2 separate regions of the Homo sapiens genome follow, and region 1 is linked to region 2. A link is a loop called in an ENCODE intact Hi-C map of the cell type or tissue named here. Cell type or tissue: PC-3. All regions are shown on one strand. Links, peaks and the distances in the headings refer to the core of each region. The heading gives the core; the rest is flanking DNA.

Region 1 (2,922 bases), core at 249-2,748, 130 kb after region 2:
ATCTCTGCCTCCTGGGTTCAAGCAATTCTCCCTGCCTTAGCCTCCCGAGTAGCTGGGATTTCAGGCACCCGCCACCACGCCCAGCTAATTTTTGTATGTTTAGTAGAGACAGGGTTTCGCCATGTTGGCCAGGCTGGTCTCTAACTCCTGACCTTAGGTGATCCACCCACCTCGGCTTCCCAAAGTGCTGGGATTACAGGCGTGAGCGACCGTGCCCGGCCGGGCTTTTACATTTTTAAAGGGTTATTTAAAAACAAAAAAATATATGCAACAGAGTCCATATGTAATCTGCTAAGTCTAACATATTTACTATATGGTGTTTACAGATAAAGTTTGCAGATGAATGGAAAGAAAACCTGATCTTCTTTTTTGGGGCAAACATTAACAACATTGACATCTGATTACCCATGATACTCTCAAGATCTTATTCTTTAACAAAAAGGTGGGGAAATAAAAACACCATAAAAGCGGCCGGATGCAGTGGCTCACGCCTGTAATCCCAGCACTTTGGGAGGCCGAGGTGGGCGGATCACGAGGTCAGGAGGTGAGACCAGCCTGGCCAATATGGTGAAACCCTGTCTCTACTAAAAATACAAAAATTAGCCGGGCATGGTGGCGGGCGCCTGTAGTCCCAGCTACTCAGGAGGCTGAGGCAGAAGAACCCCTGGAACCCGGGAGGCAGAGGTTGCAGTGAGCCGAGATGGTGCCACTGCACTCCAGCCTGGGTGATAGAGAGAGACTCCGTCTCAAAAAACAACAACAACAACAAAAAAAAAACACCATAAAAGCACTATGACGTGAAAACAGTTCCTACATTAACTCCCTGTCAAAGTATTTTTAAGCAGATACCTATAAGCCTTAGAGCATTCTTCATTCTGTTATTGAATTTCTTCCATCTGGTCCTGAAATATATATACATTGCTGACAAATTCATGTGCTCTAAGCTTTGAAAAACCAAAAACTTTAGTGGGTTCTAAAATCAGAGCTATTTCCAAGAGTTAGTCATATCAAAAGACTGGATTTTTCCCGATTTGGAGAGAAAACAGTGTCTCTAGATTTTTAAAGTGGCATCTTATGAGCTTAGTCCCATTTCAACCTCTTCCAACCCATGAACGAGTATTCCACTATAAATAACAATTCCATTGTATGTTATTACCCTCTGTCCTTTAGACAAGCTAAGAACTCTTTTCTGACTTGGTGGTTTATTTTTATCCCAAATGAATTTATGTTGTATATGCTTTATATTTCCAGTTTTACTAAAATGAGGTAAACCCAGTAGTGCTAGCTTCCCTACTATCCAGACAATGACAAACACCAATCCGTTCACTGGCAACGCACTTTACCTCTAATATTCTTTGAACATTTAAACATCTAAATTGTGGAGTTGTAAAGACCAAAGGACTTTGTACAACATGCATACCTGGGCTTGGAGACTTGATGTTTACCACAGTCAAGTTTCATATCTAAGTTGATGAACCAAGTCTAAAACCTAATAGAGAAGCCAACTTATTAGAAGCATCTTACCTAAGCCACTCACAACATGTTAAATTTGCCACACATGGGTAGAGGACAAAACTTAGAATCAAGACTCTCATGAAGATTATAGAATGCAGCCCCAATACACACTTGTGCATAGCTTTTTAGTAGGTAAATGTTTCAGCCTGAGAGTCTCAGGTTTCCTTTTGACCTCAGAATAGCACATAATACGTGTAAATCATGGTAGGAATTATACACCTGAGTTATTTATCAGTGACAGCAATAGCAAAGGAAACCATGGAGCAGGAAATCAAATAAAATTATAGAGCTGACACATCAAAACCCTGTGGGAAGCTGGAACCTAAGGGAATAATTTTACTGGCATGGCTTCTTGCAGAGATTATCCAGAAGTCATGCTGCAGATAAAATCCAGGCTTTTAGCAATAAGAGTATTTCTATTTTTATCCCTCATGGGCTCTATGAGGAAGGCCAAGATGAGCTGAGCTCAGCTGCCTATAATAATAGCTCACATATAAAGCTGCTCATTATTTCCAAAATTTGGTTTCAGATTGGAAATCTCCACAGAAAAAAGCAATCTGCCCTGATTTTCTAGGCCTCTTAAATTATTTCATCCAGTTGATACATAAGGCCTGTGGCTGACTGGGTACCAAACAGTTTTAAAACCAAAATGAAATATGGAAGTTTCTCTTAAACCCAATCACCTGTTCATACTCACAGCTCCCTCCAGAGACTGCTGCTCTCTTCACCTGAGGTCCATTATTACTTTAATGGATTTAATTTGCTATCAGAGACAACATACAGATCCATCTGGGGACCAACCTCATAGGGTAGTCTGTGCTACTCTGCAAAACGATGCTTGATCAGTACCTAGATTCTTCCACTGTGAACAGGAAATAAACTCATCATTCTGCGATTTGGCCCTTCCTGGTTCAGGAGGTGGGGCCGGAGTATAAGCCATAATAACAAGTAACACACAAAAAGAACTCAATAGGCTAAGGCGCTTCATAATAACCAATGAGGTAAGCATGCATCTTCCTCATAGCATTCATTCGTCTTTATATTCAAGCAAAAGTTACTGAAGGCCTATTTATTTGCTGAGTTTAAGATAGCTCACTATGGAGTCCAGGCCCCTGTACTCCTTCTGCTGAATTACTGCAGTAACCTCCTAAAAAGCAAAAGTTGTTTTTTTCTCCTTCATCCACCATTGTTCTTTCTCATCTATCCCCACTCAACATTCAGAGTGATCTTTCTAACACAAAAATCTGATTATGTGAACCCCAAGTTAAAACCTTCCAAGGGCTTCCCAATGCTCTTAATATAAAATCCAAACTGTCCCATATGATCTGACCTCTCCCAAACTCTCCAGCCTACTTTTATGCCACTTTCCCCTTTACTCTCTATACTTTGGCCATATTTGACTTCTCT
Region 2 (2,922 bases), core at 147-2,646:
GAGGTCCCTGAGGTTTCTCTAACACTGTTTCAGGAATTACTTAAGATCCTCCAGTCCTGTAATATTGAATACCACTCAGTTCTTTCTTTAGGCATTCTGTACTATGATATATAAGTGTGTGTGTATATGTGTGTATGTGTATATATATGAATATATGTACATGTATGTATGTACATAAACATAGAAAAAGAGTATTATAAAATCCATAAATCATTGGTGAAAATCTGAACTTACAAAGTAGATGATTTGGGAGCCATTTTTTTGTTTTGTTTTGTTTATAGACAGGGCCTTGCTCTTTCACCCAGGCTACACCCAGCTACATAGTGTGATGATAGCTCACTGCAGCCTCAAACTCCTGGGCACATCCAGCTAAATTTGAAAAATCTTTTGTAGAGACAAGATCTCACTATGTTCCCCAGGCTGGTCTCAAACTCATGGCCTCAGGCAATCCTCTTGCTTCAGCTTCCCAAAGTGCTGGGGTTATAGGCATGATCCACTCTGTGTGACCCAGGGTGTAGTTTATATCACATTACAAATTATTTTTTAACTTAAAACATATTTATTTTCAATCATACATTGAAATGGCTTTTTTTCTCCTTAGAAATTGAAGGTAATATGACAGCTATGCATATCTTCTTAGGGACATTTATTTTACAAATGAAGTTATACCTTTAGTAGGCAATAGATAGAAAAGTAGGACCCAAAATAAGAATTTTGTTTGGCTCTTCCTTCTAGTTCTTGCCATTGAGAGAATATTCAGAATAGATACTACTTGATACTGATTTTTTTGCCATATAAAAAAGTATACTAAGTTATCTATGATAAAAATACATTTCATAATGATTCTCTGTTTTTGCTCTATTTTCCATTGTTTCAAATATGCTTGGGTATGCAAAAATGTTCTCGAAACTGTAAATAAGCAGAGAAATGTTGGTTGTTTCTGCTGTCATTCTCTCTTCATTGCTTTTAGTATTTCTTTCCAAAAAAAGTACTTGCCAAGAGAAAAATGTAATTTGTTTGTCCTTGGCAACAATGATTTGCCAGCTTTTTATTTGAATATTTTTTCTCACTTCTTTGGGGACTTGTTCAGTTTTCTAAAGTTGAAAATGAGGGCTGCCTAAAGCTCATGCCCATTCCAGGAAATTTGTTGCCTCTAAATGTTTCCGGAACTAAACACTTTCTATTTATTCCTATTGTCACAACCTAGGTGGCACTCTCAGCACCTCATTTGGCACAGTATCCTGGTGGTGCTGCCTCTGGTCTCTCCTCCCTTCAATCTGTTCTATCTCACGCTACAAGAAGTGTCATCCTGGAACAATCTTCCTATCATGTCTTTGACATGCTTAAGGTCTAGGTTCTTCCCTTACTCTTCGTTGACATTCTCCAACCAAACTTCTCTGCCTAGGTTTCCCAAGAGAAGCCCTTAACTCCAGTCATCTGATTGCTGCATGCTTCACATTCTCTATAGCTGCAGTGCCTTTCTCCTTCTCATGGCTAATCTACAGCCTTCACACCTTAAGTCTCGCCATCTACCAGAAGTCTGCAGTGATTTTTCCTTTTCCTGAATTATAATAACAACCTTCTTTCACTTGTTCACCATGTATTGATCAACTAGTATGTGCAAGGTGTTCTGGGCATACAGTGCTGAGTAAAGCTATTATGATCTTTGCTCTTTAATTGAGTCTTAAATGCTATAGTGGAGTAGTATCCAATTGTTTTTTATATAGATGAATTGACCTTTCAATTGGCTTGGAAATTTCTTATTATCAGGAACTATCATGATCTATAGTCTCACCAGTGCCTATCAAAGTGGGGCAGACAAAGTAAGCTGTTGTCTTGACTGGACAACTTCAAGGTCTACCCTGTAAATAGAAGGCCAGATCACTCCATTTAGGTTTTCTGCAGAATTCTATTACTTGAAATGCCTCTGTGAAACCAGAGAGCCCAACACTCAACTCAAAAGAATCCACATGCAAATTCCCTCTTTTACAGAGTAGGCCTTGTCTTGGTGATTTTTTTCAGAGAATTTTTTATTTAAATACATACTTTTCCATTCATCTTAGTAGTAAGTCCTTCAGGTGTTAGAAATTTAACACAAATGACTTCAATTCTTTAATGGAAAAAAACCCAAAAGAAAGGAGAAAAAAAAATCTTTGTAGTTTCTATAAGAATTGTAATTTCTCTAAAGATTATAGTGGTAGCAGAAAAATAAATAAATAAATCACAAAGAGAGGACTCACACCCCCCCCCATAAGAAACAGTTATCAAATAATTAGAAAAAGATAAAAACAAGCTGTAAACATTGCCTCAAAGCAGAATTAGAATTACCAAGTGTTCTCTGGGCTGGGAAAATGATGAATCAGATCTTACTCATGTAGGGGACACGCGTCTTTGCCAAAATTCAGAATAAAGAGTATGAGTATTGCACAAAATTTGCCACCTGTGATTTTGCTGTCAACTGACACTTTTCCCGTCCCTAGCAGCTTTAAGTCTGCAGAACTGTAAATCCCTAGAAAGGCCTACAGGGCCACCCAAGATTCCTGAGCTTTGCCTTCAAACTGATGGTTCCATGAGGTTCCACTGTGAAAAGAGCTATCCAGAGATTTTCAATCCAGGAGTCACTTAGTCTAATGAACAGCCTCTTTTATCTAAACCAGAGGTTCTTAGCTGGGGAGCAGTGGATTCCCCCAAGAGGATCAGGGATAGAATTCAGGAGCTCCATGAATTTTAATGGGGGATATAAAAAACTCATCTCGGCTAGTTGCACTGGTTAATGCCTATAATCCCAGCACTTTGGGAGGCCGAGGTGGGCGGATCACCTGAGGTCAAGAGTTTGAGACCAGTCTGGCCAACATGGTAAAACCCTGTCTCTAATAAAAATACAAAAAAAATTAGCCAGGCGTCGTGGTGGGTGCCTGTAAT

What was found. A loop is a pair of places that touch in the nucleus more often than their neighbours do. Peaks named below come from ENCODE experiments on the same cell type or tissue, not always from the same donor. Only the 100,000 strongest peaks of a DNase experiment are listed, where the experiment ranks them.
Region 1: it touches region 2 in a loop (7-fold over the local background); 1 of 110 quality-filtered maps calls a loop at or near these places.

The regions. Positions count from the first base shown.
Region 1 is chr7:102,791,056-102,793,977 of GRCh38, reverse strand. All of the region lies in intron 7 of FAM185A (family with sequence similarity 185 member A), which reads right to left. Among named protein-coding and RNA genes, the nearest start is that of FAM185A, 44 kb to the right of the region's middle. In PC-3, for the core only: no CTCF peak of the experiment used is centred there; no DNase peak of the experiment used is centred there; H3K27ac peaks cover 747 bases.
Region 2 is chr7:102,916,120-102,919,041 of GRCh38, reverse strand. The region is part of intron 11 of FBXL13 (F-box and leucine rich repeat protein 13); the gene reads left to right. All of the region lies in intron 1 of LRRC17 (leucine rich repeat containing 17), which reads right to left. Among named protein-coding and RNA genes, the nearest start is that of LRRC17, 4.6 kb to the right of the region's middle. In PC-3, for the core only: a CTCF peak has its summit at 1,261; a DNase peak (open chromatin) is centred at 2,401.